2 separate regions of the Homo sapiens genome follow, and region 2 is linked to region 1. Evidence: chromatin loops called from intact Hi-C (ENCODE). Cell type or tissue: heart right ventricle. All regions are shown on one strand. Links, peaks and the distances in the headings refer to the core of each region. The heading gives the core; the rest is flanking DNA.

Region 1 (5,377 bases), core at 251-5,250:
AGCTGACCAGTTTGTTTCCCCTGGATTCTTCTAGGAGGGAGGGTGCAGGGCCTGGGGTTATGCAGTGATAATATGCAAAGATGTGTGTGTGTGTGTGTGTGTGTGTGTGTGTGGTGTGTGTGTGTTCCTACATGCACAGATACAAGCAAATACTATACCTAAGTATGTGCATAGTTCAGTGATATATTCTTTTTTTCTTTCAGTACATGTAATCAGATTCCCAGAGGTCACGTTCCTGATCTATCACCCAAGAACTGTGTGTCTTTGGGCATGTTTCCTGATACCTCTCTGCCTCATCTTTCCCCATTTGTAAATGGGAGTCATCAAAGGTTCTACCTCAAAGTACTGCTGTGATGATTAAACACAACCTATTCAAAGCTTAAAACATCATCCTGTAGTGTGCACTGAATAAATACTAGCTATTACTGTACTCATTAATATTATGCATGATCATCTACCATGGGGCAGGTTCTAGTATCTATCTAGCTATCTATGTACATTATATATATATATATACACACACACACACACATATTTCCCTATATTTTCTCATTTAGTCTTTACAGCAATCTGTAAGATAGATATTCCCTTCTCTATTTTGCAGAAGGCAAGGCATGCTCAGAGGGGTCGAGTTACTCATGGAAACACAGGCATTGGAGCCCATATGCCTGGACTCTAAGTCTGGTGCTCACTCCACCATAAGGTGTTGCCTTTCCTCTGCCTCCTGAAAGGACAGGCATGGGGAGTGCAAGTCTCCATTCCCATGGGACCTCCGTGAGGGCTGAGGCACCAAGACAGACTGTCCCACTCCTGAGGGTCACTCTGCCTCTGGATGTTGCCTCTGGCCAGCTCCCGCAGTCTGGGAAGGAGAGGGTCAGGCCAGTCAGGCCCGGGGGACAGGGGTCTCACCAGGACTTTGATCTACAGCCACATGTAGGGGAAGGAAGGGCAGCTTGGGACGGGCAACGCAATCAGGAGTGGATGTACCAAAAGCTGAGACCATAAGAAAGAGAAATGAGGAGAAGCAGAGTATCAGGAGATCATTTTCAGGAACATTAGATAGAGGCCAGAAAGGAGAAGTGGGTAATTTTAATCCCATGCAGCTGCTGGAAATTAATTTAATTGTGCTGGTGCTGGCTCTTCTCCCTTCAAACCCGTTTCATCAGGGCCTGATGGAGTGATGAGACCGAGGAAGACAGCCCGGCCGCGCCAGCCAGCAGCCCTGGGTATGCAGCTCCAGGCCGGACTTCCTCCCGTTCCTATGGCTGCTACCAGAGAAGATGGGAAAACTGGCACTTTTTCAATCTAGACGTTTCTCCTCTTGACAGGGGACTGAAGTGAGACAACAGGAAGAACTTCCCAACAGCAAAGAGTGTGAACTATGCGAATACGTGAAGGCGGCTGCAAACCATCTTCTCTAACTCTTAAGGATAGAGAGACATTGGTAGGACCCTTCGCCTCCTGAGTCTGCACCTAGTGTATGAGTTCCACCTCAGCTCACTCACTCCATGCAGGCACACGGACCCACACCACAGTCAGACATCAGCATCACACACACACACACACACACACACACTGTCAGGCAGGCACGAAGTCCACACTGGTGTCTGACACTGGATGCAGGGACAGACTGGATCAAGGACAGACAGCCATATGCAGACACTGACATTACACCCAGCGCAGACATCCACAGTAGAGGCGAACGAATGCCCACTTTTGCCCAATGGCTCTCTATCAGGCTGCACGTTAGAATTCCCTGGGAGTTTTTTTGTGGGGGTGCGTGGGGGCTTTGAGACAGGGTCTTGCTCTGTCGCCCAGGCTGGAGTGCCGTGGCACGATCATAGCTCACCACAGCCTCCACCATTCAGGCTCAACCCATCCTCCCACCTCAGCCCTCCTAGTAGCTGAGACTGACTACAGGCACGCGCCACCATGCCCGGCTAATTTTTGTATTTTTTGCCAAGACAGGGTTTTGCCATGTTGGCCAGGCTGGTCTCAAACTCCTGGGCTCAAGTGATCCACCCACCTTGGCCTCCCAAAATGCTGAGATTACAGGCGTGAGCCACCGCGCTCAGCCTCCAAGGGAGCTTTAACAACGATATCCACGCTCAGGTCCCACAGTCGGCGCTTCTGACTTAATTCTGAACAAAAGCCTGCAGTGGGGCTTGCACAGTGGTAGTTTTCAAAGCTCCCAGGTGATCCCAATGTGCAAACCAGGGCTGAGAACGCGCCTTGAGAGGTACCTTCCTTCCCACTCTGGCCTAGCGCCCGTTCGGTTCTGCCCGGTGACCACTAGAGGTCAGCAGGGCTTGGAGGACGTGGCCGCGGGTGGCCCAGCAGGGTCCCGCCCGGCGCTGCGCTCTGGCTGCGGCGGGACCGTCAGCCTTCTCCCCTTCTGGCCTCCAGCGGACGGAGGTCAGGCGCTGACTTGGCCCCGGGCTAAGAGGGGACGCCGCAAGGGGGCAGGGGCGGCCTGCTGGCAAAATCAGGCCCGTGAGCCGCAGAAAGTCAACTTCACTTGGAAGGTTTTTAAAAAGCATCCCAGATTGAAGCCTCACAATCCCGCCCCCACCCTTCCGCAGCGGGAGCCTCTCTGCACCAGGATTCTCTGACCTGGTCACTGCCTGGCCCTGTGCGCGGGTGGGCGCGAGCTTCACGCGCACTCACAGCCAGCCCGGCACTCCAGGGCCCCCATAAGTATAAAATAACTATTCTGTCTTTTCCGTAGGAGGAGCCAGCATTTGGATCCCAAGGGTTGTTTATTTTGACTCACTGCTGTTTTTGCTGGAGAAGGGTAAAACAGAAAGTTCCTTTACTTTGGCTAAGATGTGGCACACATAACTGCCCTGAGCCCGAATTTCTGATGAGCAAATAGAAGCGGACCAGTGGTTCAATCTTCCTTCATCATCTTCAAAAAGAATAACACCCAAGGGCACATAGGATTGGCTTCTCTACATTTCAATTTAAGAGAAATGGAAAGAAGACTCATCTACCACTGAAGATACCTGAACTCAAAAATGAAAAATAAGATGGCCTCCCTGATCAGCTCCAGGTTCTTCCTTCCTAGTTCTGGCTCCTGGACACCTCATGACCACATTGCGCATTTGCACTCTTAGTGAGTGCTGCTCATAACAGGGTATTATGATTCCTCTTATAGAGTCCACCTTTCATTCCAAATTGTGAGGCTGCTGGATGGCAGAATAAGTTCTGGGCACATAGTAGGTGCACAATAAACATTTGTTAAACCAAAATGTTTGTTGTCAATCTTGTCTTCAATCTAACTTGTCTAATATGTAAAACCAACCCAGAGAGAAACTTTTCTAGACCCTTCTCTGTTAAGCTCCACACAGGTCCCCATTCTTTTTGGTGTTTTGTTTTGTTTTGTTTTGTTTTGAGACGGAGTTTCGCTCTTGTTGCCCAGGCTGGAGTGCAGTAGCGTGATCTTGGCTCACTGCAACCTCCACCTCCTGGGTTCAAGCAATTCTCCTGCCTCAGCCTCCTGAGTAGCTGGGATTACAGGCGCCTGCCACCACACCTGGCTATCTTTTTTGTATTTTTAGTAGAGACGGGGTTTCACCATCTTGGCTAGGCTGGTCTCGAACTCCTGGCCTCAGGTGATCTCCCCGCCTTGGCCTCCCAAAGTGCTGGGATTACAGGTGTGAGCCACTGTGTCCGGCCACAAGACCCCATTCTTAACTTGCAAATGTTTGGTGAAGTTTGCTAAACCCTACCTACCCTCCCAAGAGACGGTGATTGGGTAGGTTTAGGGTGGGGTTCAGGAACTTGCATTTGTAACAACTGAGAATGGTGATTCTGAAATTATCAAGGGGGAATGCATTCTCTCTCTGCTGCCCCCCATCTCCAGGCTAGGCTCTTTTTATAGCCTTGACTTCAGCTCTGGTCCAGGGAGACAGGCTAGGATGGGGTTTGACACTTCTAAGGGGGCTGCAGTCCTTTTGTCCTCCTAGCAGGATGAGCTGTGAGCCGCTCTCACTGGTTCCGGCGCCAAGGTCATCAGGGCGGCTCTCCCTCTCCACCTGGCCTGGTTCTCTCTCAATGGCTCTTCTGTCTTTTCTCCTAACTCCTAATTTATGCTACGCCTTTCCTTGGTTCTCCTTACCAATCCCAGGAGCTGATGCAGGGCAAACATTCTGGGTCCACACCCCACTATGGGATAATTGTGGGGCTGTTTGAAACTTGACCTGTTGACCAAACTTGGGGCCCTTGTGGATGTGGTTCTGGGTCTTGCCCTGGCCCTTAATGGAGTGAAGAAATGAGGGGCAGCCAGTGGAAAGAGGGCTCTGGGGACCTAGAGTTTAATTTCTGTGTTATCCAGCAACCTGGGCCCGCCTGGCTACCGCCTGGATCTCCATCAAAACCTTCTCCAAAGAGCCACAGATCACGATGATACAGCCCTTTCTCTTTTCTCACAAAGACACTGTCAAAAAGGCTGCCATGCAGCGAGCCATCTCCATGATCCCATCTAGATTAGGGCAAAAGAAAAAAAAAGCTATAATTAAAATAGCTACATAATTGAACACTTACTATGTTCCAGACATTAGACTAGGCACCTTTATATACATTACATTAAAACTATACCAACTTTAGGCTGGGTGCAGTGGCTCACACCTATAATCCCAGCCCTTTGGGAGGCCAAGGAGGGTGGATCACCTGAGGTCAGGAGTTCGAGACCAGTCTGACCAACATAGTGAAACCCCATCTCTACTAAATACACAAAATTAGCCAGGTGTGGTGGCGCATGCCTGTAATCCCAGCTACTTGGGAGGCTGAGGCAGGAGAATTGCTTGAACCCGGGAGGCGGAGGTTGCAGTGAGCTGAGATTGGAGATTGTACCATTGCACTCCAGCCTGGGCAACAGGAGTAAAACTCCATCTAAAAAAAATAAAAACCTCATACCGACTTTGAAAAATACCACACATATGTATTACCAGCTCCATTTTACAGATGAGACCCAGAAAGTTTAAGCAATTTGCCCAGGACAGACAGGCAGTAAGGGGCAGAGATGGGATTTGAACTCACATCTGTCTGGCCAATGCTCAACCTTAAAACAAAATAAAAGGTAAAGCCTCTTATTATTCTGTCCAAGCATTCTAGAACAAAGTGCTTAGGGCCAACAAAGGTCTATGAAACTGCCTGACACCTGACAAATTGCACTGATTCCAAAATGCAAAGAGAAAATGATGAAACTGAAAGGTTTAAAAACATTTATTTAAATGACAACAAAACAACATTGTGACAAAGTAGTTAACACAGCTCACATGTTATGCAGTTTTATAGAAACGATTTTAATGAGGGGCATATGCACATTCTGATAAGCTGATGGTGGCCTCTAAGGGAGATCCTAGGATCTTCCCCT
Region 2 (5,377 bases), core at 315-5,314, 76 kb after region 1:
ATCCTTGCAGAGGCCATCCTCTTAATCAAATAGAAATGGTTTGAGGGATGAGCAACTTGGGGGTGGGGGAGATAGGAAAGGAAGAGTTGGGGGAGGGGAGAGATTTAGGGATTGAACTCAGAGAGAGCTGTCTGGGGGCCATCCTTCCAGCAGTCCTGACAGAAAACTGGCTTCATGGAGTTGGTGCAGTGCAAACTGGAATGATTCTCTTAGGGAACTTGGTTCTCTCAGACAGTGTGGTATGTTGAGGGAAAGGAAGGAAATCATGGTTTGGCTGAACAGCTGGGCAGAGCAGCAAGGGAAACTGAAGTATGTTAGAAGAGCAGGACCGGAGGATAGAGCAGACGGGGGCCACAGGAGGACTTCTGGAAGGAGCCCACAATTCAACTCCTTTGAGGGCCTTCAACATCTATTTAACGTTGTAACATTTTGAAATTCTATTTTGAGGGGACTAGACTCTCAGAGAAGGGGCGTGAAGAATGTGGGGGACTTAGGTGCAAATGTGTGTGCTGGGGGGCGGTATTTAGGGCTCTTGGTGGAGCCCCTCATGTCATGGAGAAGCGAACCCTTTCCACTGTGCCCCCACCCCCTTTTCCTAGCCCTATGAAGGGCTCAGACTTTCTTGGAGATGTGGAGCATTTCAGCCAGACCCTACGGTCAAAGATCAGTCACAGAGCAGTCTTCTGTGGCAACCTGTGCACAGTCCCCCAAGGCAGCAATCTGGGGTCACCAGGGAAGTTACTGTTACTAATCTGACCTGGGAAGTTTTCTTTTTCGTAGGGGAATCTAGAAATACTCCAGGGAAAGCCACGGCCAAGCCTTTGCCCAGCCAGTAAACTTTTAGGGCTTTTGCGTGAGGTTGGTTTAGAAGAATTTGCCGATGCCAAGGCTGCTATGTTGGTTTCACTGATGCAGATTTAAAGAAGGAGGGCCAGTGAGACCTCGGGAATAGGAAGGCAGAGGAAACCTTTCTATTCTGATGTCTTCAAGTCTTGGTGCTTGAATGTGCCAAGGAGAGTGAGGATGTAAATAATTTAGTTTGCCTTCAGGATGCAGGATCTAATCTAAACATGATTAAGCTGATTTGATTTTATAGATTGGAATTTATAAGTGATAGAAACTGATGAGGTTAATGTGAAATATTTACGTAATAAAAAGCTTCATTACCTGATGCTGAAGGGTAGAGGGAGAAAATATTCTTGGCAACATGTTTAATCTTTTGGAAATGAAGTTGGGTTAAAGTTTTCTTTGTAAAAACTGAATTCTGTGATCTTGTTTTTACACATGCTGTGCTTAAATATTAACACCAATTGAGCAAATTGCCTTTTAACTGCCTTTATTTGCTTTCATTAACAGTATAATTTAAAAGCTCAAGAATTTGCATGGAACCTGTTGTGCATGTTGGGGGGAAAACTATTCATAAATTAATTAATCGTGAGAACATTATCTTTAAGGAAGGTCACAAAACATGAGCATGATTTCCAAAAAGCAGTGACATGTTTTTGCCGTTTCTTGGGGACGTGATGTACTTTTGGCTTAGAGATCTGTGCTGCGTGTGTGTGTGTGTGTGTGTGTGTGCACGCGCGAGATAACTTGGCTGGATCAAGAAAAATTTTAATGACTGGGCATGTTTTAAGTTAAGTTGAGTGAACCTAATTACACTGTAGTTTCCAGAGAGCTAAAGGCAATAATACCATTGGTATTTAAGCACTAGTTTGAAAATTAAAGCCAACCTATATAATTGGCTGTGCTCCTTAGATGGTTTATTTCTTTCTTCCCTCCATTTCTGAAATCCCCCTTTTCTTTCTCTTTCACATTTAAACCAATAGAGAGAAAGAGAGAAACTGCCTAGCGCTGCGAACCACAAGACGGTCCTTCCAGTGGGGAACATTAACTGCATTGTCCTCTCATGAAATGACGCTAAATAATGTTAAAGGTTTCCAGTATGATTTCACTGAAATTGGTTGCTTCCTTCTGTACAGATGTTTTTGTGGTTTAGAACCTCAGCCAAGGCAAACATTATGAATGAGATGCAGAGACCACCATGTCCTATGAAGGGCTGAGAGTTCCTTTGGGAGTTATTTTACTTGTGATTCTGACACCTCTGTTTTGACAAAGCTTCATTCTTTCAGTCTCTTCTTTCCGTCTCCCTCTCCTGGTGCTATTGGTTTGTTGTGGGTGGTTTTCCTAATTAAGTTAATCTGCAACCTAGTTTTTCTGGGTCCACAGATGCCAGAATGCTGAATTTATTTATCTTGAATGTTTTTGTTGGCTACTGTTGAGACACATTCTTCCTCTTCCCCTTTTACCCCAAGTCTGTTTTAAACATTTTTTTTTTGAGGCTTCCAGACGCACTTCAATAAAGAAAGAATTTCTCTCTGGTGTCCATTTGTCAATTTTTTTGTGGGGGATGTATATTGTAAATAATATAATAGATATGTAAAAGGTTGTAAATAAAACCCAAAGGTTATAGAGGAAAAGATGTGTAAATTTGACTACATCAAAAATTTAAAACTTTTTGCATGATTTTCTTTCGGATTTTTGCCTTTTCCTTGCACATTTGTTGGTTCTCTTTCGATATAAATCAGAAAAATGAATCTTTTATCTGTCAAATGCATGGCAAAGATTCTTCCCAGTCTATCATTTGTCCTACAGTTTTGATTATGGTTCCTTTCATCACAGAACATTTCTATTATTTATTTAACTAAAAAATGTCACAATGATGTCTGTAGCGTAGATTTTATAAAGCATCTGATGGTCATATTTTATAATCTAAATTTTGGAAAAGTATTTGGATAATGAGAGATGGAGAAGGTAGAGGGAGAGCAAGGGAGGGATAGAGAGGGCACGAAGATGAGGAAGGGAGGGATGAGGAAGAGGAGAAAGACTGGTGAGAATGAATGATGTTAAAAGATTGATTTTTCTTCCTGTAAAAAAGTTGGCTGTCGTCAAAACACCCCTTCTGTCTAAGGGAAATATTGTCCTTTTGGCATGTACTTGAACCATAAAGATTTCTCTACTTGAGGAGACCTTTCCTAAGAGTTACCTGTCCAGAAGGCAGTCCTACTGTTCTCTCTCATAGCTCTACCCAGTCTTTAAGACCTAGTTGAAATGTAGGCTCCATAAAGCCATTTCTATTTTCACACAGTTCATTTTCTTTTTTTTTTTTTTTTTTTAAGACAGGGTCTCGCACTATCACCCAGGCTGGAGTGCAGTGGCCTGATTATATAGCTCACTGTAGCCTCGACCTTCCAGGCACAAGTGATCCTCCCTCCTCAGTTTCCCAAGTAGCTGTGACTACAGGGAATGCACTACCATACCTAGGTTTTTAAATTTTTTAAAATTTTTTCTTAGAGATGGGATCTCACTGCATTGCCCAGGCTGATCATGACCACCTGGGCGCTCAAGCCATTCTCCCGCTTAGGCCTTCTAAAATGCCGGGATTACATGCATGAGCCGCTGCACCCAGCCCACACACTTCATTTTTATTCTCAAGGTACCTGCTGCTTTCTGGCTTATGGAAGATACATCTCTGCATGTCTAATCTTTCTTAGAGTGTCATGTGATAGCAGAGATGCTGTCTTCTGTCTCACTCGTCTTTGAATTCTATACTGTCTTTAGCGGTGTATAACAACCATTTATAAGTACATAAGTGATTTACCAGACAGGTCAATTCTTATCCATTCTTTCCTCCTATACGTTCTTCTGGGACATTCTTCAAAAGAGATATTTGGGGTCTTGAAGTCCAACACTTCGGGTATTTGGCATAAATTAGGTTGAGGACACTGGTTGGAATTTTGGGAAGAATGAAGGGGAGAGAACCAAGGAAGAAGGAATTCCAGAGCTGGTAGCGTTGATTTCAGAGTATTCTCAATCTAAAAACCCTGTAATCATGACCTATTCCCAAAGGTGAGTTCATGGCAGCTTATTCAACAGATATTTATTGAGTACCTGACAAGTGTTTTGCTTTGAGTGAGGCACTGTAGGGCAAGTAGGAGTAAGTAAAGATCTTTGCCCTTCTGAAGCTGTTCTCCAGTTTGGGATTTAGAAAATTTGTTCAGGAAGAGGGCTTAAAAAATAGAGACATTCTGTAAATGACCTTTCTTTGAAATCCCTTATTCTACTTTGACTACTGCTGTCTATTCCTCTTCCTAAATGAAGCTAGTGGAGGCTTTTTCAAAATCAATTCTATGGAGGTTATTGGGGCAGATATAAGTTAGTCATCTAATCATCCAGTTAGTCCTGAACTGAAACCTGGAATTCATTCTTTTATTTTTATATTCATTTATTCAATTAGTCAACACAAAGTTGCACAATCAATATTAGCTAAATTAGCCAAGTTTAAATCCATGGTAAGGCGAAACTCCCACTTCTTTTCTATTAGAAAGCTGATTTCTTAGTGGCAGTAATGGGTGGTAGGGATAAAAACTCATCCCATGGCTGTCTTAGAACCTTCAGGTGATTCAGTAGAAATAGTGCTGTTTCTATCTCCATGATTTATTTTCGGGAAATAAGTAGAGATACTGGGGTCCAGAATAACTTGATATTCTAGTTGACAATGATTTCTGGAGAACATGTCCCTGAGACTTCGTCCATGTCGGCCACAATGTTGGGGAGCAGTGAATGTCTGTTGAAAGACAGAATAATGGATGAAGTCCAAAGGTAGGAAATTTACAAGCGATGTTACTTTGGGATGACGGGGATGGGAGGGAAACCTGACTGGGGAGGGACCACCGGGCTTCAGTGTATATGAGCAGTTTGCTATCATTTGTTAGACCTTTTGAGCATCTGAAATATTTAAACAGTTTCTTGTTATTCTCCTACTTGGTTGATCTTTATCTTTGCTGCTGAGTTCCAGGCTTAGCTCAATAGAGGGAACAGGGAGATGACTGAAGGCATAGTGTTTGTAAAAAGAGTTTGTTTCAGTTCTTATCAAAAAGTTCTTTCCAGGAACAGAACATACTTTTCATTATATGGGATGGAAATCAGGATGGAAGTAAATATGTTCTCTAGAATGTTCTAGCTCTGAGTTGATTTGCATAGAGGTCCTACAGATCATTCTATGCTATATGTTTTTTCTTTTTTTTTTTTTTTGAGGCAGGGTCTCGCTCTGTCACCCAGGCTAGAGTGCAGTGGTACAATCTTGGCTCACTGCAACCTCTGCCTGCCAGGCTCAAGCGATCCTCCTATGTCAGCCTCCCGAGTAGCTGGGACTGCAAGGTGTGCACTACCATGCCCAGCTAATTTTTGTATATTTTTTGTAGAGACAGGGTTTCGCCATGTTGCCCAGGCTGGTCTCGAACTCCTGAGTTCAAGTGATCCTCCCGCCTCGGCCTCCCAAAGTGCTGGGATTACAGGTGTGAGCCACTGTGCCTGG

What was found. Peaks named below come from ENCODE experiments on the same cell type or tissue, not always from the same donor. Only the 100,000 strongest peaks of a DNase experiment are listed, where the experiment ranks them.
Region 2: it touches region 1 in a loop (2.4-fold over the local background); 2 of 110 quality-filtered maps call a loop at or near these places.

Annotation. Positions count from the first base shown.
Region 1 is chr11:114,033,934-114,039,310 of GRCh38, forward strand. It overlaps LOC124902761 (a long non-coding RNA gene), which reads left to right and starts at 1,337. Exons shown (of 2, transcript XR_007062896.1): 1 at 1,337-1,444; 2 at 2,729-3,251. RefSeq lists an enhancer at 2,190-3,130 and a silencer at 2,343-2,392. In heart right ventricle, for the core only: CTCF peaks have their summits at 2,304 (motif pointing right) and 2,562; a DNase peak (open chromatin) is centred at 2,398; H3K4me3 peaks cover 855 bases; H3K27ac peaks cover 1,188 bases.
Region 2 is chr11:114,109,604-114,114,980 of GRCh38, forward strand. The region is part of intron 2 of ZBTB16 (zinc finger and BTB domain containing 16); the gene reads left to right. Among named protein-coding and RNA genes, the nearest start is that of ZBTB16, 53 kb to the left of the region's middle. RefSeq lists a silencer at 1,630-1,830. In heart right ventricle, for the core only: a CTCF peak has its summit at 2,195 (motif pointing left); a DNase peak (open chromatin) is centred at 1,568; H3K4me3 peaks cover 1,430 bases; H3K27ac peaks cover 3,183 bases.